Regions from separate parts of the Homo sapiens genome. Here region 1 is linked to region 2. A link is a loop called in an ENCODE intact Hi-C map of the cell type or tissue named here. Cell type or tissue: pancreas. All regions are shown on one strand. Links, peaks and the distances in the headings refer to the core of each region. The heading gives the core; the rest is flanking DNA.

The links. A loop is a pair of places that touch in the nucleus more often than their neighbours do. Peaks named below come from ENCODE experiments on the same cell type or tissue, not always from the same donor. Only the 100,000 strongest peaks of a DNase experiment are listed, where the experiment ranks them.
Region 1: it touches region 2 in a loop (1.8-fold over the local background); 17 of 110 quality-filtered maps call a loop at or near these places.

The regions. Positions count from the first base shown.
Region 1 is chr15:78,929,099-78,938,593 of GRCh38, forward strand. It overlaps CTSH (cathepsin H), which reads right to left. Exons shown (of 12, transcript NM_004390.5): 3 at 8,220-8,325; 4 at 6,582-6,652; 5 at 5,880-5,984; 6 at 3,274-3,360; 7 at 2,353-2,408; 8 at 314-395. Among named protein-coding and RNA genes, the nearest start is that of CTSH, 11 kb to the right of the region's middle. In pancreas, for the core only: no CTCF peak of the experiment used is centred there; DNase peaks (open chromatin) are centred at 3,279 and 5,413; H3K27ac peaks cover 730 bases.
Region 2 is chr15:78,971,967-78,984,476 of GRCh38, forward strand. RASGRF1 (Ras protein specific guanine nucleotide releasing factor 1) reads right to left here. Exons shown (of 27, transcript NM_001145648.3): 24 at 8,654-8,733; 25 at 1,337-1,454. LOC100129540 (a long non-coding RNA gene) reads left to right here and starts at 6,923. Exons shown (of 2, transcript NR_148998.1): 1 at 6,923-7,357; 2 at 12,496-12,510. RefSeq lists enhancers at 4,806-4,955, 5,026-5,135, 5,206-5,295. In pancreas, for the core only: a CTCF peak has its summit at 7,926 (motif pointing left); no DNase peak of the experiment used is centred there; H3K27ac peaks cover 939 bases.

The sequences.
Region 1 (9,495 bases), core at 821-8,820, 46 kb before region 2:
AGGAGGGAGAGGAGCCAGGAAGATGGGGCAGGTGGGGGGAAGGAGGGGTCCTGAGAAGTCTGGCTCGGGAAGGAAAGAGATGGTGCCGCAGAGCGGGTATGGGGTGAGAATGATAAAGAGGCCCCTGGACTGGTGAGAGCAGTGGGCTCAGGTGGGTGGAGGAGGGGAAGGAAGAATTTGGAGAGAACAGACAATTGTGAGAATTCCGGCGGGAGGGAGGTGGGGGGAGAAGGGATGTCTTCCAAGGCTGGGGAGGGAGTGAAGCTAGGCATGCTGTACGCCAAGAAGACAGAGTGGAGGCTGTTGGAGTTACCTTGCCCTGGTAGGGGTAGGTGTCTTCACCCATGATCCCCTTGTTGTACAGGATATACTCGAAAGCCTGGCTGGGGAGACCCCTGCAAGAAGTACACACAGGTGAGCCCACCTGGGGCTGTCCTGATAGAGGCGGGGCCCTCGGGGACTGGCGTGGCGAGATATCTGGCCTGGCAGGCTGGGGACTTGGTTGGGCATGTCCCAGTGGCAGAGGGGGTCTCTGAGAGGCCCAGCCTTGGGATAAGACTCAGCAAACTCAGATGAGGCCACCGGAGTCCAAGGACCAGCCCAAACATGCCTCAGTGGGATAGAGACCCCTTAAGGCCAGCCGCTCTGTCAGGAGTGCACAGCCCCACACCATGGTCAACAGCATCAGCCCAGAGCACTGTCATCGCCACAGCCGAGCCCCTGGGCAGGTGCTTCCCAGGCATGACTCCCTGACCCCTCGTGTCGACCCTGTGTGGTGGATGCTGTCACTGGCTGAGGCAAAGAGGCTGAATAACCTGGCCAGGGCCACACAGCTAAAGCTGGGAAGTGGTTCCAAAAGTGGGTCTTTTCTACATCATGTGGCCTCCCAGAATAAACAAAAACTCAGCAGCTGCCCAGCAATCCCCGTCCCTTCTCTGTTTCTCTCCATAGCATTCCGCACCGCCTGACCTAGTCTAGCCTTGACTGTGGTCTCTCTGAGCCTGCCAGAATGCCCGCTCTTCCAGTTCTGCTGAGCGCTGTATCCCCAGGGCCTACACACAGCGGGTGCTCTGTGATATTTGTTGTATGAATGAGAAAAGGAAGTACTGTCCTGAACCAAAGCAAATAGACTCCTTTGAAAAACAGGCTGGATGTGGTGGCTCACACCTGTAATCCCAGCACTTTGGGAGGCCAAGGTGGGTGGATCACCTGAGGTCAGGGGTTCGAGACTAGCCTGGCCAACATGGTGAAACCCCCATCTCTACTAAAAATACAAAAATTAGCCAGGTGTGGTGGCGCACGCCTGTAATCCCAGCTCCCTGGGAGGCTGAGGCAGGAGAATGGGGTGAACCCGGGAGGCGGAGCTTGCAGTGAGCTGAGATCGCGCCACTGCACTCCAGCCTGGGCAACAGAGCGAGACTCCATCTCAAAAAAAGAAAAAATAAATAAATAAATAAATAAATAAATAAATAAAAAATAAAAACGGTGGGACCCCAGAGTGCCCAAATGTCAGACTCTTGTTATGGGTTGGGTTTCTAAGCTGTGGAGTGGAAACAGACCAAAAGTAAGGGGACACTGAGCATGATGGTGGATCTGAGAGCAGGCTACGACGTCACCCCTGGGTCCCCAGGACTTGGCTGCAGCACGGCTCCCTGCAGGAGGAAGAGCCAGCTCAGAGGGGCTGGGGTCTGGGAGAGGGATGTGCCCCAGGGAGGTGGAGGGGAGTCGAGGCACGGCACCCCAAGAGCCTGGCTTTATGCACACCATGTGCCAGGTGAGCAAAGACCACAGAAATGTCTCAGAGCACTGCATGAAGGGAGGGCTAGAGTCACTGTAGAAATGTCAGCAAATTCCTGGCAACCTGCTTTACAGTGGGCCAGGAAAGCAGGTCCAGGCAAGGTACAGCCCTTACACACAGCCACCTCACCCTCACAGGGCGCAATGAGCTTGGGAGGCTGGGACTTTAGTGAGTTCATCTAAAGGCCAACCCTGTATCTGTGTGTGGATCTCGGGTTTGGAGGATGATGTGTAATGGTGTGTTGCTCACTCTATTAAATTCTTTTGGCCACACTCCCAGAGGCCTTGGTGGCGGGTGAGGCCAACCGCACTGTGGAGAGCCAGGTGATACAGTGGAGAGAGGACAGAGGCCTGGACTCAGATTCCAGCTCTGCCCTGTCCTGGCTATGAGACCTGGCCATGTGAGGTGACCACCCCTGTACAACAGAGACCATTTTGCCATCGCCCAGGGCAGTGGTGGGTTATATCTGTGGCAGACCCAGCACACACTGGATCCTGTCGAAGCGGTCAGTGGGAAATGAGGAAGTTTTGGGCCCCTTCTGGTCAGAGACGTACCCTTGGCAGCCGTGATTATTGAAGTCCTGGGCGCAGTCCACCAGCTGCTGTTCCGCCTGGAAGAAGGACACAACCCAGTGACCTGCCAGCTGAGAAGCCGTCAAGGCTTTGGCGTGAGGCGCTAAGCCTCCCTGGCTGAGCCACATCTGAGGCCCCGTCAGTGCTGTGTCAAGGTGACCAAATTATAAACTCCCCAAGGGCAGGGACAGTTGCTGTATGTCCTGCAGTGCCAGCCCAGCAGCTGGCACATGTCGGGAGGGGCTCAGTAAGCAGGGGCAGCCAGGGAAGGTGAGAGGGGGCAAGGGCTGTTGGGTCCAAACCCCTGCCCCGTAGGTGTGCCCATACGATGCAGAGTGTGGGGTCCCACAGCGGTGTATAGGATGGGGGAAACAGGCCCAGCCAGAGACCCTACCCCCACCTGTCCACAACCCAGGGTCCTCATGGCATCACCAGGCCGGCTGTGCACTGTCCCTCCTTTCTCCACAGAGGCAGGGGCTAGGATAGTTCCTTCAGGGGCATCATCCGTCTCTTGTGGGCGAGGGGATGGATGCATAGGTCCCGGCTCTTCCCTCATGAAGACAACTGAGGCTGCTGGGAAGGGTGTAGCTCCTAGTTGGCTACCCACCAGGCAGGCTCCGCCTTTCTGAACCCCTCCGCCGGGAAGGCTCCAGGCTGTCAAGCTAAGGACCACCCAGATCCATCTAGGAATGAGCCCTTGGGCCGGTTCCTTAATAAACTCAGATCCTTCCCGGGAAAAGCATCAATTGAGATTCTCATGCCAGATGTCCACAAGGCTGGGGCATCTGGGTCCACCTGAAACAGCACCCTTAGCCAATGCTCCAGGGAAACCAAAGGCCCAGGCCTGGCCCACATCAGGATGGGGTGTCCTCCGCAGGGGGTCGCCTGTGGCTGATTTCTTACCAAGGACAGCATCTTTCCGGTTGCGATGGCGATCGCAGACTCCAGGGCCCCAGTGGTGGAGAAAGTCCAGCAACTGCCGCAGGCACCCTGGAAAGGCCAGGGGAGAGCAGAGGACATCAGTGATGGGGACGCCGTGAGACAGCCCTGCCTTCTGCCTTCCTCTGCTGACCCTGCCAGAGCTCCCGAGTCCCCAGGTGCCTTGGCAGTTTACCAAGCCCTGTTCCAGATCCATTCATTCTGAGCCTCGCAGGCCCTGTTCCAGATCCATTCATTCTGAGGCTCGCAAGCCCTGTTCCAGATCCATTCATTCTGAGCCTCGCAAGTCCTGAGAGGCTTGCAAAGGAGCAGGAGCAGCAGGTGGCCTCTGACCAGTGCCTGTGGACTCCCAATCACCACCTCTTGGTGGCCAATCCCCACCATTCTGCCAGGGCCTGGAGTCCCCCACCCCATTCTGCAGTCTTCTGGCTCTCTTCCTTCTCGATCTTCACTGGCTCCTCTTTTCCCTACTGGTTCCCTGCAGAAGGATGCCCCAAAGTTCTGTTTTTAGAACCTTCTCTCACCTTTCCACCTCCAGTCTCTTCTGCCCAGTCCTGTTAAACTAACAGCTCCCCAAACCCTAGCCCAGTGCTGACCTCCACTTAGGCTCAGACATCCAACTAACTGCCAGACAACCCCACCCAGACACCCCTGACACCCCAGACTCTGGGGGACCCGCCCCATCCACCCATTTCCCCACCTTCTAACAGTTCATTGCCGCTGCCTAGCCCCCTTATTCACAACACCTCCAGAATAACATGAGGATTAGGTGTGGGGGGCTGCAGCCTGCCTGCCTGGTTCACATCCCAGCTCTGCCACACACCAGGTGGGTGACCTGGGCAAGTCACTTCCCCTCTCGAAGCCTTGGCTTCATTGCTTGTAAAGTGGGAATGGCGAGGGTTCCTGCTTGCAGGGCGCTAGCAGGGTTAAGTCAGATTCTGCTGGTCAGGCAGTCACCCCCGTGGGCACAATGCTGGTGGCTGCTGTAAGGATTTCTCTCAGGTTCATCTCTGTTTCCTCACCTTGCTGGTTCAGTCTTCCAGCTTCTACTTCTGAAATGTCTCTTAAGTCCCCTACCTGCCTCCCAGGTCATCACCCTAGGTTGACACTGGCCTCACCCAATCTCTTCCCTTCACATATCTCTCTCAGCTGGGGGAGGGAGGGACGGCCTGGTGAGAGGGTCCATGAGACAGTCAACGAGGCAGACGTGGCCACTTCGGGGGAGACTAAGCTCACTGCTGAAGGAGGCGGAGCTCGGCTGACCCTTGGGTGCTCGACTTGGGGCAGGGGCCTGGTTTTGAGTCCCCTTTGTCACTTACTTACCTTGGACCTCAGGCAAACCACCCTCCCTCTCAGGCTCTCCCTCTGTAAAGTGAGAAACTCTCAAGGAGGGTGCTGAGCTGATGGACGCTGTGGCTGCTGTCCGTCTCTATCCCCACACAGCGGCCACAGTAAGAGACGGCACACATCTGCGTCAGGAAGCACCTCATTCCGCTCCCTTAGCCCAGCCGGCTGCGTCCTGCCTGATGGCCCAGGATCAGTTAACAGGAGGACTTGGAAAATTCTTGGTGGGCCTCTCTTTCCCACCTGTCCAAGTGGTGGGCAGGTTTAGGTTACGTGTTGCTCTGAATTGTCATGTGGTTCTCAGAGGGTCTAAAAATGTCACGGGGCAAAGGCAGGCTTCTACTCCACCTCCTGCTGCAAGGGGAGGTTTGCTTTGGCTCCTGATGCTAGTTAAACATCCAGCACTTGGCAGGCTCCAGGAACACTGCAAGCCCGGGAGGCTTTAAAGCTGTGCTGCATGGATGGCTTTTTGGAAAGTGAAAAAACATTTCTCATGGAGAATTTCGATGGAAAGCCAGGAGTTTCCAGGAAGGAAACCTTCACCTCATATTTCCTAGAGTCCAGAGGTCGGCATCCTTCTGAAGAAGGCCACGGCAGGTTCCCTGCTAGGGGAGGGGCCGCAGCAGGCCGGGAGAACAGCGGGGGCAGGGTCCAGACTCTCTGGGACAGGGCCTGTGCTGAGATGCCCCCAGACTGCTCCCCCATGGAGGAAGGCAGGGCCTCTCACCTTGCCAAGCCCTCTGTGCCCCACAGCAAGGGCCACGGAGGCCAGCCCCTGCCATGAGAAGCTTGCTGATGCATGACACATGGACTAACCAGAGGGAGGCGGCCAGCCAGGGCAGGGGCTGGACCCTGGTGGCTCGGAGAAGATGGAGGCGGGAAGAGGAGATGCATGGGGTTCTGGTGTCCAGATGGGCACAGGGAACATAACGTTTTGGATGGCTCTGTAGGAGAGACCTGGGACCAATGGGAAAATCTGGGGCGTGGGGAAGGAAGGGAGTAAACTTTAGCCCAATAAAGAGGAACTTTTGCATCCTCCAGAGCAGCCTAGAGAAGTGCTGACCTCCCTGGCCCCTCAAAGGAAGAGGGCTGGAGAGATGCCGAGAGGAAACAGAGGCAGGGATGTGCTTGTGGTGGTTTTGTGGACCTTTTGAGTTGTTCTTCCTGGTGTATTGTCTGGGAGTGTGGCCGTTTTGCAGGGAGAGGATGGAGATTGCCAGGCATACCTGATTTTTCACAGGTGAGACAAAATTTCCTTTTTTCCGCCAGTCCACGGAAGGTGGGTAGGGACCAGTACCTCGAAGGTAGTTACTTTTGGTGGCTGAGCAATTCTGGAACAACCAAACACATTATTTTCAGGAAAATAAACAAAACCAAAAACCTTTCTGACAACAAGAAGAAGAAATGTATAAACATGGAATCACCAAGAGAGAATAAGAAAGGCTGCAGCTCTCAGAACCTTCCCTCTCCTGTCTACTGGTCCCAAGTGCTAAATGACATGTCCCCTTGAGAGTCCAGAGCATTAGGATAGGGTAGACAGATGTAGCAAATAAAAATACAGCTCACCTAGTTAAATTTGAATTTCAGGTAAACAACAAATAACTTTGTAGTGTAAGTATATCCTGTGCAATATTTAGAATATACTTATGCTAAAGAATTACTTGTTGTGTATCTGAAATTCATTTTTAACTGAGTATCTATATTTTAATCTGGTAGCCCTAAGTTAAGGGTCCACAATGCTAAGGCCATGGGCCTGGACTGAGGAACTGCTGAGAGCTGACTCTTCTGGTTCCCCCAAAGAATCTGGGGATACCCTCAGCTGCATCTGGGGATGGGACTGAATCTGCCTAGAAGCAGAGCAGGCTCCAAATTTATTCCAAAGGTTTCAGTAAAAGGATTCAGATTTGGTTGCAATGAATTATACCTACCTGAGGCTCTGACCAGAGATACTTGTGTTTTATTTCAGCAAAGCTCATGTCTGAAAATTGGTTCAGTGCCACTACAAAAGAGAAGGAAAAAACCAAAACAGAAATGGTTAGTGAATCACTAATGAAGAAACAAGAAAAAGTGATGAAACCTCCTGTTTACCTGTGTCGTATTTAGAACCACTGCAACCCATCTCCTTTAAGTTTTTGTATTTAATATAATTCAGTAGATAATTCAATCAGCCCTTACAGTGCTGCCAAAATACCTGGGGAGCTTTTTCAATGGTATAGATGTCCGGGCCGTACTCCAGAGATGCTAATGCAGTTGGTCTGGGGTGGGGCCTGGGCACTTACTTTTTTAGATACTCCCCTCGTGAGTCTGATGGATAGCTAGGTAAAGAACCACTCCACTGGTGCCAGGGGCCTTCCCACCTGCTGCCTAATTTGGTCTCTACACAGCCCCAGCAGGGATGCGTGATCATTTCTGCTTTTTCTTTTCTTTTCTTTTTTTTTTTTTTTTTTTTGAGACAGAGTCTCGCTCTGTCACCCAGGCTGGAGGCAGGGACGCGATCTTGGCTCACTGCAACCTCTGCCTCCCGGATTCAAGCGATTCTCCTGCCTCAGCTTCCCTAGTAGCTGAGACTACAGGCACCTGCCACCATGCCCGGCTAAGTTTTGTATTTTTAGTAGAGATGGGGTTTTGCCATGTTGGCCAGGCTGGTCTCGAACTCCTGACCCTGTCTTTAGGGATTATAGGTGTGGGCCACCACACCTGGGCTCATTTCCTCTTTACTGCCCATGTTAGCATCCCTGGAGGTCACAGGCTAGGACTGGGCAGAAATGAGGTTCAAGCCCAAGTTTCTTTCCAGCTCATGCTTGATGCCTTTATTACCAATTTAGTCAACTACCAATATTTCTCAGAGTCCTCAGAAAATACGCTGGACGTGCGTGTGAGTTTCTTTTTTTTTTTGAGATGGAGTTTCACTCTTGTTGCCCAGGCTGGAGTGCAATGGCACTATCTCGGCTCACCGCAACCTCCACCTCCCGGGATCAAGTGATTCTCCTGCCTCAGCCTCCCAAATAGCTGGGATTACAGACATGCGCCACCAAGCCCGGCTAATTTTGTATTTTTAGTAGAGATGGGGTTTCTCCATGTTGGTTAGGCTGGTCTTGAACTCCCAACCTCAGGTGATCCACCCATCTCGGCCTCCCAAAGTGCTGGAATTACAGGCGTGAGCCACCGCGCCCGGCCTATGTGAGTTTCTAGTGAAATTAATCCGGAGTGAAGGCAGATGCTCCCAGGGGCTGCTCTGAGCCCATGAGCAACCCCTACCCCCCGCAACAATCCAAAGACAGACCTTGGCTTCCAGGCTGGACCCTCAGATGGCAGGAATGGGGCAGGGGCTTCTACAGAGTCTCTTGTAAACTTCACAACCACCCAGAGGGGTACCGGCTTTGTCCCAAATTTACGATCCCACATTACACAGAGAGTAACAGCGGAGCCACAATCTGAGGTCAGCCAAACACAGCTTCAGAGCCTGGGCTTCTGCTCCCTCCACCCACCAGCCCCCAGCGGGCCCTTTCATGGGCTGGGTCACTAACTGACATCCTTCCAGGAAGGAAGGAAGGCGTTCCACGTACTTTTAAATGTGTGGTTCCCATTGTTGTGGGCGTTTATCTTCCTCCAGTTGCTGGCAAACGTCTGCAGCCTGTGGTGGTACTCCTCCGTACTGTAGGTCTTACGGTGCTAAAACAAAACACGCCAGTAGCAAGTCATGGAAACAGGCTGCAGCTCCCTAGAGGGAGACCTTTTTGTTTTCCTAAGAGGAAAGATGAAGGTTTTCTTTCTGCTATGATTCTCAGGCCAAATCTGTGTTAATGGGCGGGGTACTGCTGAGAAATTTGGGAAGTTACAAAACAACCCCGTTTTCAGGGACCTGTGGCCAGAATGAAGACCATGCAGCTGCGTGAAAGTCAGAATGTGGTCCAAGAGGCACTGGTGAACAAACCTGCCACATGTGGGGCACTCCTGGACGCCACTGCTGGTGCTGGGTCAAGTTTACAGCAAAGATCACCATTTTTCAAAAGCACATGCACTGGTGTTCCCCAACTGATTCTGCAACCAGTACACAGTGTGCTTTGGTTTTCTAAAAACAAATGTGTATAATTTTTTATTGATATATAACTGATGTACTTTTTTTGGTAAATGTAATATTTCGATACATTCATATAATGTGTAATAATCAAATCAAGGTCATTGGGAGATCCATTACTTTAAAAATTTCTTTATGCTGGGAACATTCAAATTATTCTCTACTAGCTATTTGGAAATACAAAATAATGATTGCTTACTACAGTTGAATCTACTTGTTTTTTGAACACTTGGTCTCATTTCTTCTAATTATTTTTGGGCCAGGTGCAGTGGCTCACGCCTGTAATCCCAGCACTTTGGGAGGCTGAGGCGGGTGGATCACCTGAGGTCAGGAGTTCAAGACCCACCTGGCCAACATGGCGAACCCCCATCTCTACTAAAAATACAAAAATTAGCCGGGCATGGTGGCAGACACTTGTAATCCCAGCTACTCAGGAGGCTGAGGCATGAGAATCGCTTGAACCCAGAAGGTGGAGGTTGCAGTGAGCCGAGAGTGTGCCACTGCACTTCAGCCTGGGTGACAAAGTGAGACTCTGTCTCAAAAAAAAAAAAATATTTTGTACTCAGGAATCAGTTTATCTTCATCCCTGCTTCCCTGCCCTTCCTAGCTTCTGCTAGTCACCATTCTACTGTCTTTCTTCATCAGATCCACTTTTTTATCTCCCACATACGAGTGAGAACATGTAATATTTGCCTTTCTATGCTTGGCTTATTTCACTAAACATAATGACCTCCAGTTCCATCCATGTTGCTGCAAATGACAGA
Region 2 (12,510 bases), core at 3,989-11,988:
TTTGCTCTCCTAGTTCCACCCCCAACTTTGCAGAGCTGAAGGGGCATCAACAACTAAATCTGAAGTCAGCCTCTTAATTCCATACATGTTGCCTCCTGGAAGGTCCCACGGAGGCATCATGTGTGTTTGTTTTTATTTTTATTTTTTGAGATGGAGTCTCACTCTGTCGCCCAGGCTGGAGTGCAGTGGCGTGATCTCGGCTCAGTGCAACCTCTGTCTCCTGGGTTCAAGTGATCCTCCTGCCTCAGCCTCCTGAGTAGGTGGGATTACAAGTGCATGCCACCACGCCCGGCTAATTTTTGTATTTTTAGTAGAGATGGGGTTTCACCATGTTGACCAGGCTGGTCTTGAACTTCTGACCTCAAGTGATCCACCCGCCTCAGCTCCCAAAGTGCTGGGATTATAGGTGTGAGCGACCACACCCGGCCTCATGTTTTTTTTCTTTTTTTTTTTTTAAACAGAAATCTGCTTCCAAGACTTGTCAAGACTCTATAGGTAAATTACACTATGTGACTGAGAGAAGAAAAAAAATCTCCTTTAATTAGTGGCATAAGCTACCTAACATCACTAGAACAAAACCCCACGACTCCAGCAAAAGTTAAAGGCATCAGCCACTTCCTTAGCGCCTGCTGTGCACAAGACACGATGAAAAGCAGCTTTCGCTCTTCAGGATGGTGCCTGAAAAAACCCTTTCCATCCAACAAAAATCTAATGTCAAGGCCCATTATATAAAACTGGTGCAAGTAGAGGCTTTCTGGCGAAGTGAGAGGGGAGAAGGAGACGGTTAGAATCCTGTTCCTAATGGGAGAAGTCTCCTCAGCCCTTATCCCAAGTTCTAGATTTTTCTGGGAAAACTGGAAACTTACTCTTTTAGGAGGTGCTGTGTAAGTGGTTTTACTTTGTCCACATCAAGCAAGTGTCGATACGAACAATACGGATGGGTGTGAATGACAGTGTGGGGCTTTGGAGTCACCTGGACCCGGGCTCCAGACCTGGCTCTGCCCTTTACTTGTGGGGTGACCTTGGGCTGCTCACTTGACCTCACTCAGCCTCAGTCTGCTCATCTGAAAGGTGCAGAATAAGAAGAGCAGCTACCTCTCAGACTGTCAGGACTAGAGGAGGAAATGCCGGTGAAAGCATGGCTCAGGGCCTGCCAGATTCTAACTGCTCATCAATGATAGTGATGGCTGTCATTGGGGAAGCTGGACCCAGGCTCCCAAATGGGGGCACCCTATGCAGCAGGTTGGGCCTTGGGGGGCAGAGTGTGGGTGGGCCCCAGGTTGAGTCATCTGGGCTTCAACGCCCCCCTTCCCCTGCCTGGCTGGGGGGAACGCACCATCCTCATCTTGGAGAAGTTGACCAGGCCGTCTTCCGTGTAATTGGGCGTCCCCTCCTCGATGAAGGCCAGGTCGGTGAGGTACATCCCCAGGTAAGGGACACAGGGTGGGTCACAACTTGGAAGCAAACGGCATTAACACAAGTTTTTCATTTTAAAAAAGTAACGTCTACCAAGAACAGAACATCCCGCATGCACCTTTTGCTTTGCTAGAGGCAAAGGGACTTGCAGTCACCAAGAATCACACTACACTCTAGAACTGACTATTCTACACGCCCAGGACTGTCGGCTGGGTCTCAGGGCCAGTCCTCTGGGGTGGTGGGGGCAACATGGTGCTGACTGGGGCCTCTTACACCCACTGGGGCATCTCAGATTGTCTCTTTCCTCCCTGAGCCAGAAGGTCCTCCCCTACCTCTCTGCCTTCTGTCCCAGTCAGTCCCTGGGCTCTGTCACCAGCCCCTCTGGACTCACCTTTCCTATCTCTCCCTGAGACTCTCCCATCCGGATCCTCCCCCGAATCACCTCCTGGAGGGCTCTGCAGCCCCAGCCCCCCAACTCCTGCCAGTCACCCTATCTGACACCCTTGTCTCTGCTCCCTGAGACCTCTCCTGTCTCCACTGGCATCTCCCACCCACCTAAGCACTGGGCTTGGGTGCCAGGGCAGGAAACCCTTGCTCTCTGAGATCACTTTCCTGAAAGTGGCTTTGGGGCAGGGGGTTGGGTGATAGTTTCCATGGTTGGTGACTCATGGGGGACTGCATCTTTGGGAGCTGGGCCCCCGGAGTGATGGGCCATGCCTCTCTGATTTTTGGTCCAAAGCAGGGCCTCCTGTTACTGTTCCTTCCCAGCGTGTTCTGGTGCCCTTGGCTCGGTGCTGGGTAAGGGTTGATGGAGCCTGTGATGGAGCCCGGCGGTCGTTATGTGCCGGCAGGGCTCCCTTTAGCTCCTTCTGGGGCCTCCTCCCCAGTGCTCTGCCGCCTCCTCTCAGCTCAGCACACAGATGCGGTGGCATCATCGAGCACAGTGCAGTGACCCTTATTCCCAGCCCATCTTACCTTTGTCTCTTTGTGGCCACCTGGCAACCCTGCTAGCCTGGAGGAAGGTGAGGCCGGGAGGATGATAGAGCAAGAGCAGAAACCTGGCCCCTGTCCCTCACCTGCCTGCTGTGTGACCCTAGGCCAGGTCTTTCCCTCTCTGGTCCTCAGGCTCCTCATGTATAAAGCAATGATAGCAGCTAAGACAGTTTTAGGTGGTCTCACAGCTGATTTACAGGCACGATATTAAATAACATGAATTCACGTGGTAAGAAACATTGGATTTTTACTTTTTTCCCTTCTGCTCAGGGAGAGCGCCTCATTTGGTGATAGTGTGACTTTGACACTTTTGATACTTGCCATTCTCCTCCTTTCACATTTTCTCTTTTTAGACAAATAGCAACAGGTGTCAGAATCAGAGTGTTGGCAAACATCAGTATTTGGCCAGAATTCAAAAACATTATTTTGTTTTTACCATATATTTTTAAATGGCATTCTTGTATTTACAGCAAGTAAGCTGGTTTTCCATTTGCCATGATACAAAATTTCCTTCTTATTTCTTTTTGGGAAAAAGTGAATTAATTTAAAGAGGCTGTTAGGTAAACACAAATACAGTTGGCACAGTATGGCAAAGTCGTGAAGGAGGCAGAGGCCTGGCGTTAGGGACACAGCAGACAGAAGTGTTTTTCCAAATGTAGGGCTGACCCTTTCATGGGTGTTGAAATCAATTTAGAAGGTGTAGACCAGAATTTTTAAAAAGTGAAAAAGGGCCGAGTGGTGGCTCACTCCTGTAATCCCAGGCAGTGGGATTTGAGAGGTTGAGGTGGGAGGATCACTTGAGTCCAACGGTTCAAGACCAGCCTGAGCAACATAGTGAGACCCCATCTCTATTTAATTGAAAACAAATAAAAATAACAAGTGAAAAAGAAAATATCTGACTTCATCAAATGAAATAAAGGTATATATTGTTTTGTGGAATTTTTGTTCCTGTGATGCATATATGCATTTGTATACAGGCTTGTAGTTTCAAATATATATATTTACTGTGCTTTGTGATTAAAAAAAAAAAGAAAAGAGTAAGGAGCATCCAGCCACTGGAGGGGCTGCTTTGCATCCTTCCATCCCTTCCAGTCCATGATTATTACATGCACAGGTCTTCATTTCCTTCCTTTCTTTTTCTTTTTTTTTTTTTTGAGGCAGGGTCTCACTCTGTTACCTAGACTGGAGTGCAGTGGCACAATCACAGCTCACTGCAGCCTTGACTTCTCAGGCTCCAATGGTCCTCCTGCCTCAGCCTCCTAAGTAGCTGGACTACATGCATGCACCACCATACCCAGCGAATTTTTGTATTTTTGGTAGGGACAGAAATTTTGTATTTTTGCCATGTTGCCCAGGCTGGTCTAGAACTCCTAAGCTCAAGTGATCTGCTCGCCTCAGCTTCCCAAAGTGCTCAGATTACAGGTGTGAGCCACTGTGCCCGGCCAGCTCTTCATTTCCTTTCTATCATACTCCAAGTCTGAAGCCCAGGCTTATGAGTCTGATGGAGAAATAATCCAAAGATCTGAGAAGTAACTCTGGAGTCGTAAGGCTGTGGCAGTGCTGACCGGTGGGTTCTGAGAGGTGCTCTCCCCCTTCACCCTGCATGTGTGACAGTAGCCAGGTAGCCGTGGAGTGCTCTAAGGATGGAAGGGAGAACGGGAGGCCTGGTGACTGCAAGCTGACTGCAAATGACCAAAGGACTCAGAGTGTTTCTCAAGGCTTTTGGGGGTTTCTGACCACCCAGATCAGTGAAAAGGATCAGAGGTCCTCTGATCACTGAGGGTCGACTTCCCCTGGTATTTATGGGGAGTCATGGTTCAGCTGTGGGAAGGTGGTGGATTTGCAATCGAATCACTTGCAAGTAGCACGCCCAGCCCCAGTACTAACCTCTGTCCCTATTTACTACCTCTATGGCAGGGGTGGCCAATCTTTTCGCTTCCCTGGCCGCATTGGAAGAAGAATTGTCTTGGGCCACACGTAAAATACACTAACACACTAACGATAGCTAATAAGCTGGAAAAAAATCACAAAAAAATCTCTTAATGTTTTAAGAAAGTTTACCAATTTGTGTTGGGCTGCATTTAAAACCATCCTGGGCCATATGCGGCCCTTAGGCCACGGGTTGGACAAGCTTGCTCTATAGTGAGGGGCCATGAAGGAGGGGACAAGAGAACACTCAATCAAACACACACACACACACACACACACACCCATCCGAAATCCAGAGCCATGTGGGCAAATGTATGGAGTTGCCAGATTGGGACAGAGGACTGCTGGAGGGCCCCACAGGGACACACGGCATAGGGACTGAGCCACACCGAGCCTCTGAATGAAAAGGGAAGCATGTTGGGGCTTCCTGCAGGCAAGACACCCAACAACAGGCAAGTCCTGAACCTTCCATATTGGCCTTTTGGCCTCTCTCGGGTGAGGTCCAGTCTTGCCCTTGGCAGGGCCTATCAAGCAGAGCTGATACGGGGGTGGCTTCCTCTTCTGGCAGAGCCCTCACGGGCCTGCAGCTAGCATTTTAGGGAGCAGAGAGGAAAGTGTCCCACCCCTAGCCTGAAAGCTGCTTCTGGTTTCTGGGCAAGGCCTCGCTGTCGCACTCCCATGCTGGTGACACCTGGCCTTGCCTGTGGTTGTTTGGAGCCCCCAAACTGGATGTTTCTTTCCACCAAGACGCTCCTGATGATGTTAAATGGAATAAGGGAGATTATGGGGGACCAGCTGCTGCTGGCAAGAGGCAGCTGCCCATGCTCTACACCAAACTCCAGGAAACCAACCCGAGACAAGCAATGAGTCCACCTCCCCTTCCTCTTTCTCTCCAACTTCTCTCTTCCCTGTACTGCCCTGGCTGTGGGATGGGCTATTCTCTCTTACAAGTTTCTGCCGGCTGTGGTTGGGGATCTCCTCTCTCCCATCTTGAGGCCTGGGGAAGGGCATTCAGGGAGGGCATGAGGGCCCTTGAGGCTGGGCTGTGTGGGCTGAATCCCCTGGGGCCAGGGTCCAAGGTTCTGGCACGAGGTACAGGGTGATCAGGTAAGTAGTCTTTGAAAAACAAAACTGCGATGGGGTGGGGGTGGAAAGTCCCATTTTACCACTGGGTTGCTAGGCTGCTCTGTGGTCACAGGCAGAGAATAAAGATAGAGATAGATACTTGGCTTTGCTGGAACCCCTGAGACTCTAGAGCTCAGCCTTTGGGCTCATGACATCCATGTAGATAAATTGATTCTCACCCTGATTAAAGGGTATAGGGGATGGCCTGGCAGTCAGCTAGCTGACACGCTCCTCCATGGCTGTTCCCATCCTTAATTCAGGGGAACAAAGGGGAAAGGCTTTCACTGCAGCAGCCTACAATAACAGCCTGTCCCCCGTGTTCCTCTAAATCAAGGGCTTCCTATTCAAATTAAACACAAAAGGTGCAGATATGCAAGTGTGTGCTCGGTTGAGATTAGACAGGGTAGTCAAAACTGGAATCGGCCCCAAAAATGCTGGTGACCACATTTTGCTACTAAATTCAGTTTTCAACCAAATTCTTGTTGCCTGGAGCTGGGGGAAGGTTCCGATTGCTGGGAGGTTGGGAGGAGGGAACAGGCATAGGACTTTGCCAGTATGTAGGCTTGGGGAATGAGAAGGGGAGATGAGGCCACTCTCAGGGCATCTGGCAGGGACTGAAGGGGCACACATAGTTAGGGCTGTTGCAGGTGGGGCAAGGGACATTTAAGAGAGTGGCTAGTGGGGTGTTTGGTGGTGAAGTCTCGGCTGGGAAATGCAATAAGGCCATTCTCCAGCCTGGATGCTGGCAGAAATTGGATATTTTTTCTTCTTTTTCTTTTTCTTTTCTTTTGTTTTTTTTTTTTTTTTTTTTTTTTGAGACAGTCTTGTTCTGTCACCTAGACTGGAGTGCAGTGGCACGATCTCAGCTCGCTGCAACTTCTGCCTCCTGGGCTCAAGCGATTCTCGTGCTTCAGCCTCCCAAGTAGCTGGGATTATAGGCATGTGCCACCACGCCTGGCTAATTTTTGTATTTTCAGTAGAGACAGGGTTTTGCCATGTTGGCAAGGTTGGTTTCTAGCTCCTGACCTCAAGTGATCTGCCCACCTCGGCCTCCTAAAGTGCTGGGATTATAGGCATGAGCCACTGTGCCTAGCCCGAATTGGATATCTTAATGAAAAGCTAAAAAAAGATGCCTGGGACGTATGAATGGGCTGCAGACCAACATGGTGAGGCCCATAGCAGGACTCCTTCTCTGGGGAGGTCATTGGCTATGCCCATGGACTGCCACCTCGCTACTCTTGCCCCCGTCCCCTGCCTAGTGAAACAGACGCTCAGTATTCATGCAACACCGCTCTTTGTGAAAACCTTAGAGCCTCAGGAGAGGGGGTGCGGGAAGCATTTGCCCCAGGTTTCCCCAGTCCCTCCCTCCTCTGTGTGCCCTGCCTATGTCTCTGCAAGTCCAGAACCTGGTTTGCATAAAGCTCTTAGCTTCCAGAGGCCCGCAGGCCACCTCTGCCCTGTGCTGCAGGGAGCAGGGGAATGTGGGAGAGACACTTACACGGGCCCACAGGCCACCTGAAAGAGGGAAGACGGTCAGGGTGGGGACTCAGACAGAATGGGGGGCCCCAGAGGCAGTGGAGGCAGCGGTGGTGGCGGCGGCAGACGAGGAAGCCAGCCATGTGAGGAGGTGGATGGAGTGGTGCCCCGGGGGCGGACGGACGGACAAGTTGGTGAATGCACGGAGGGGGCAGCTCCCCACAAGCACAGTCCACAGGGGCTCTCGGGAGCCCAGGCAGAAGAGAGACGGCTGGACAGCACAGATGGGTGCAACATCTGTCTGAGGACACAAACAAAGTGGAGATGGTCAAGGCGATGGCACACAGAGCTGGCAAAGGACAGACCAAATGCGGCAGGAAGAAAACGCAAAGAGGAGGCAGACGAGGCTGGCAGAGGGGTGAGCAGTCTGTCAAAGCCACTGTCAAGGGCTGGAGGTTTTGGCTGGCCCCATCCTCAGGGTCTGGGGGTAGTAAACTCTGGTGTTCCCTGCGTCAGCCGTGATCATGGGAACACCAGGAAGCGGGGAGAGGCTTCCTGAGCTATATAGGGAACCGGGACCCCAGGGATCTCCCAGGGTCTCTCCAAGGTCTGGCGAGTAGCCAGTCAGGCGAGGAGAGGAAGGAACACTCACTCAAGGAAAGGAGGGTTGAGACTAGTGCAGAAGCCTGAGTAAGCACCTAATGAGAGTGACAGAAGCAAACCCCCCACTTCATGTGAGTGTGTGGCCACAGTGTGTGCAGATGGGCTGAATCACTGCTTCCCTGGGAGAGCTCGTCTGGAGCCCAGGGCAAACCTTGACAAGCTCTGGAGGCCAGCCTGGGCCAGTCCTGGTGCTAGGCCACGGCCATGTGGCCTTGGACCGTCCACGTGGCCTTGGACCAGACACTAGCTCTTCAGTTTCTTTGTCTGGAAGAACAGGATGCGGGAAGCAGCCTTATCCTGATGGTTGTCAAGTGGGGAGGATTTTGCCCCCTAGTGGACATTTGGCAATGTCTGGAGACAGTTTTGGTCGTCACAACTTGGAGGGGTGCCATTAGCATCTCACAGGTAGAGGCCAGAGATGCTGCTAAAGATTCTACAATGCACAGGACAGTCCCCCTCAACAAAGGATCATCCTGGTCAAAACAGCAAGGGTGCTGAGGCTGAGGACCCCGCCGTGTGGGCAATGTTGATGGCGTTAAGCGCACAATGTCTAGGCAAGTGCTTTACAAACTTTAAGTATGATTATTGTAAAACTGTATTTTTTTAATTCCCGGATGCCATTGTTTATAAAATGCAAACATTTTGATGATGAATTCTGGAGTGAAAAAGGAAACACAATTGTGTTAAATAAACAAAACTGACGTTAAGACGTCTCCTGATGTCAGAATTATTAAAATGTGAAAAGAAAACGTGCATTTTAGAATCGAGAAATCTGGCACCACTACTATTATCATCACAGCTACTATGCTTTCAGGGATCCCAGCAGTATTCCTGTGCTTCTCTCAGGAAATGCTAGCAAACTCTGGAGTTTCTCTGGCAGACCATGGAGGACTCCACCATTGGGGTCCAGGAAATCTAGGGGTCTTGTGGGTAGACAGACGAACAGACAGACAGAAAGACCTCCTGCTCTGGCTGGGGGCGGCACGTGAATGCCTCTGCAATGCAGGTCTATGATTTTAAAAATAACAGCGACAAAACGACACACACTTACTTTTTCAGAGCTTCTCTGAGATTCTTAAATCTGCCCTCAGATGACACAAGCTTTTGGAGCTTATCAATCAAAGCTTTAGTCTAGAAGGAAGCAGAAGCATTTACTAACACACAGCACACGCTGTGATCCCCGAGGCCCGGGGATCAGGCCCACACTCCAACATGCTGCCCAACAGGGCTCCAGAATTGCCTTCCCTTGGGATCTGGGGGCCTCCTGTGTTTGGGCACCTTGCCCCTGAACTCCTCAGGAGTTGGGCACGGGTCCTTGTTGAGTGTGCCTGTGCTCCCACATCTCTCAGAAGCAAGGAAGTGGGTGTGAGGGACCTGAGTGTGGATTTGGCCCTTGGAAATGCTGCAGGATCCCGAGACCTGGGCAGTTTAGAAGGACTTAGTGGGTGACTCCCAGGAGCCTGCGCTCAGAGCAGGAAATGGCAGATTTTTCATTTTCCTGATCTTTCTCATGAACTAGACCCAAAGGATGTGACCGTCATTTCACACGTTCCCCTTTTCACACCAGAAATGCCACCCAAATTTAAGGATCAAGAAAAAAGATGGGAGACGAACTGATCATCAGAAAAGAAAAGGCCTGGCTGGAGAAGAGGAAGCTCCACAGCAAAGGGCTTTGCCAAGCGACCTCGCCAGGCCCAGCGCACACATCAGGCTGGAGCAGAGTTTCGGTGGCTGGAGTTTGTCTGACCCATGGAGCACCCCGGGTCAAGCCTGGCTTTGTGCACCTTTCCCTGTGTAGCCCGAGGGAAGGCCCTTTCCCTCAGGGGTCCTCAGCTCCCTCATTGATAAAATGGTGAGATAGGTTAGAGACTTCCTTTGCAGCTCTGTTCCTCAAGATTCAGAATGTGGCTGAGAAACCGCGGGAGCACAGCGGTACGTCACGCCACCAGAGCCCTAGTCAGCCTGGAGGGGACACAGGCCCCGGAGGCCAAGCACACGCCCAATCTTGGGGTCAGATTTCTGCTGAGAAATTTGTCTACTGAGAAGGACAATCTAAGTCTCCATTCTGACAGGAAGAGATCTGTGTGTGCTCTTCAAGGGGAAAGAAGGGCTGAGCGTACCATTCAGTTCCATGCCTTATCAACAAGTAGAAAAAGCCTCGCCACCTGGTGTGGACTAATCCTGTTCAGAGCACAGCTGTATTCTGGATCTGGTGAAAGAGACATGCAGCAGAATAGCACACACCACACGGAGTCAAGGCAGATGATTCTGCTTTCACTTGAGATGTCTGCTGTCCGATGACTGGCAAAGGCTGGATGCCCTGGCCCACCTCCGTTCCAGAGTCTCAGCTTCCCTCCTGCACTTGCCCCTTTCCAGAGCAGCACCCTCCTTCCTTTTCTTCTCCATCCACCTGCAGAGGAATGACCTGATACGGCTTGAGGTCAGAGGCGGGGGCTGAGTCAGGAAACCTAGGGCCTCCCCAGCCTCTGTCACCTATCCCTGGCATGCCGACTGGCAAATCACCACTCCTCTTGCCTTTATGGGCCTCAGTGTCCCCATCTGGAAAATGGGAGGGTAAGTCCAGGTGTTCCCTAAGGCAATACTAGCTCAGATACTCTAGAATTGTGGAAGACACAGAAGCTTGATCAGGAGGTCCCAGTGGCCATGCAGTTCTAGATGAAGTGTCACCGTACTCTGAGGCTGTGAAAATGTGCAGAAGATATTCTGGAACCAATTTGTGGCTCTGGGCTGGGCACGTTTTTAACTTCCTCCACATCCCCGTGCTTGCTGTGTATGGATGCTCCTCTTTGGGTTGTCATGCTGTCTCCAGGAAGGAGCTCTATGGCCTGGGAAGCCACAGAATTTTCTCAGCTGCTGCTTAAAAAGTATGTTCCAAGTTGAAGCAGTTCAAGCATCTTCTAGCTGGGCCAGGAGCTTCTATCCTGTGATGCTCCATGGGATACCAAGCCTCTGGGATCTTGGGTGTCTCTGTTAGAGTGTGGACACCAGCAGGCAGAAATGGGGGGCCCTTGGAATATGGGATTGAAAGCAGGAACCAAGCAAGGACCCTTGGAGTCAGTGTCAGGAAGAAAGATGATTTTGTGGTCTCCTAAATTCCATCACTTCCTGTTCACCAAGCAGAGGACTTCTGGCTGGACAAGAATGTTCCCTCCCAGAGAGGCCAAAATCGATTGTTAGCCAAGGCGAGGCTTTTGTCTCCACTAAAGTACAGCGATCCCCAGGAGAGGCGACACACAAATCCACGTTAGTCATTGTACTGTCGTATGGAAGAGTATCATCATCAGATCGTCTCTTGGGTTTTTTTTTTCCCCAAAGAGGATGGGGAGAGGGGTTAAAAGAAGAAAGGGGAAATGAAAAGTCCCAAATGAAATCCAACTGCCTGACGCTTGCCAGGGGCTGAACCAGACTTGGACATAATGCTTTTCTGCTATGGTGAGCACATTTAAGTGAGCAGTAAAAACTGGCTGCTGAGGTTACAGTTCAGGCCATCTAAGAAACGTGGCCATTTTAGAGGGTCTCCAGTGTCCATGGGACGCCTGTAGAGAGAGAATGAACTGCCTCTGGCAGATGCCGAGCAGGCCATGGCCAGGAACTTCCAGAAGCTCCTGGGGCCAGGTGCTGTGCAGACACACAACTCTTACACGGCTGGGGGCTGCAGAAGACAGCTGGGTCCAGACTGCATAGAGGGTGGAGATCTCATGTGGTGCCAAAGGTATTTTTGATTTTTGGACCAGGCCAGCTGACCCTAGGTCCAGAATGACATCCTAGAACACAGGCTGAATCACATGCCCTGACCACTGACTGTCCTTGATTTGCACTCTCTGTAGAGAACAGAAGATTTCAGGATGGCCAAACTCATTCCCTCCCAACTCCATGAGGAGGGCAATGCAGGAGAGCAAGACCAAGAAATGCAAGGAGTGTGGGTTCCAGGAAGCCTAAGTGGGGTGGGAAACTGAAGCCTGGTCTGCAGGGCCTCTGGAAAAGATGATGTCATTCCCAAGAACAGGGGAGAAGGAGAGAGAGATTTACTTGGAATGGGCCCCCAGACTGTGGCAAGGGCCCTGCCTGAACCTTGACAAGCCAAACGAGGTTGGGTGACTTGGAGGTTTTGCAGAGCCTTGCTCAACACTTGCCTCCACGAGTTCATGACAGCATGTACCATGTTTGGCTAGATGTGCCTGCAGCTCTGAGCTCCTGTGCTCCTGAGCTCTGCTCTTTCCTGGAGCCCACAAACAAGAGTAGCATCTTTCACGGTCCTTGGCCCTAAGCCTGGCATCTCTGTGTGCCAAGAAGCAAGAGGCCCAATCCCACTGGGTTGTAATGGGGTGTCCCTGCATGTTCTGTAGTCCTGCTGTCATCAGGGGCTGGAGTGACCAGAAGGTGAGGGAAGGGTAGCAGAGATGTCCCAGATGAGTTTGGCTGCTAAGTAGGGAGGATTATGGACATGTCGTCTGCTTGGTGGGTGGAATCATGACCTGCCATTGACATGAGGAGGGTAGTGAGGAGCAGGTGATAAAGAGAACAATGAGGGGGACACAGTATGCAAGTCCAGAGTGGTCCAGATGAGACAGGGCCCTTGGAGCCACTGGGTCCCACACAGCCCACCCAGCGTCAGGATGACAGACACTGCTGCCAAGGGATTGTGCTTGGGGGCTTGCCCTGTCTACTGGGGGTGCTTGTCTGGCCTCCTGCACACATGCAGGCTGGGGTGGGGGCATCCACCAAGTGCACCAAGGAAGTGGTCCAAGTGCCTCATTGTCCTCTCCTATAAGGAGTGCTGGTCCCTCCTGACCCCAATGCAGGCAACTTCATTCCTGAGGAAGAATCTATCTTATGGTTTTATGTTCATGTTTTATGTTTATGGCTTTTCAGGTTCATGTTCTGAGT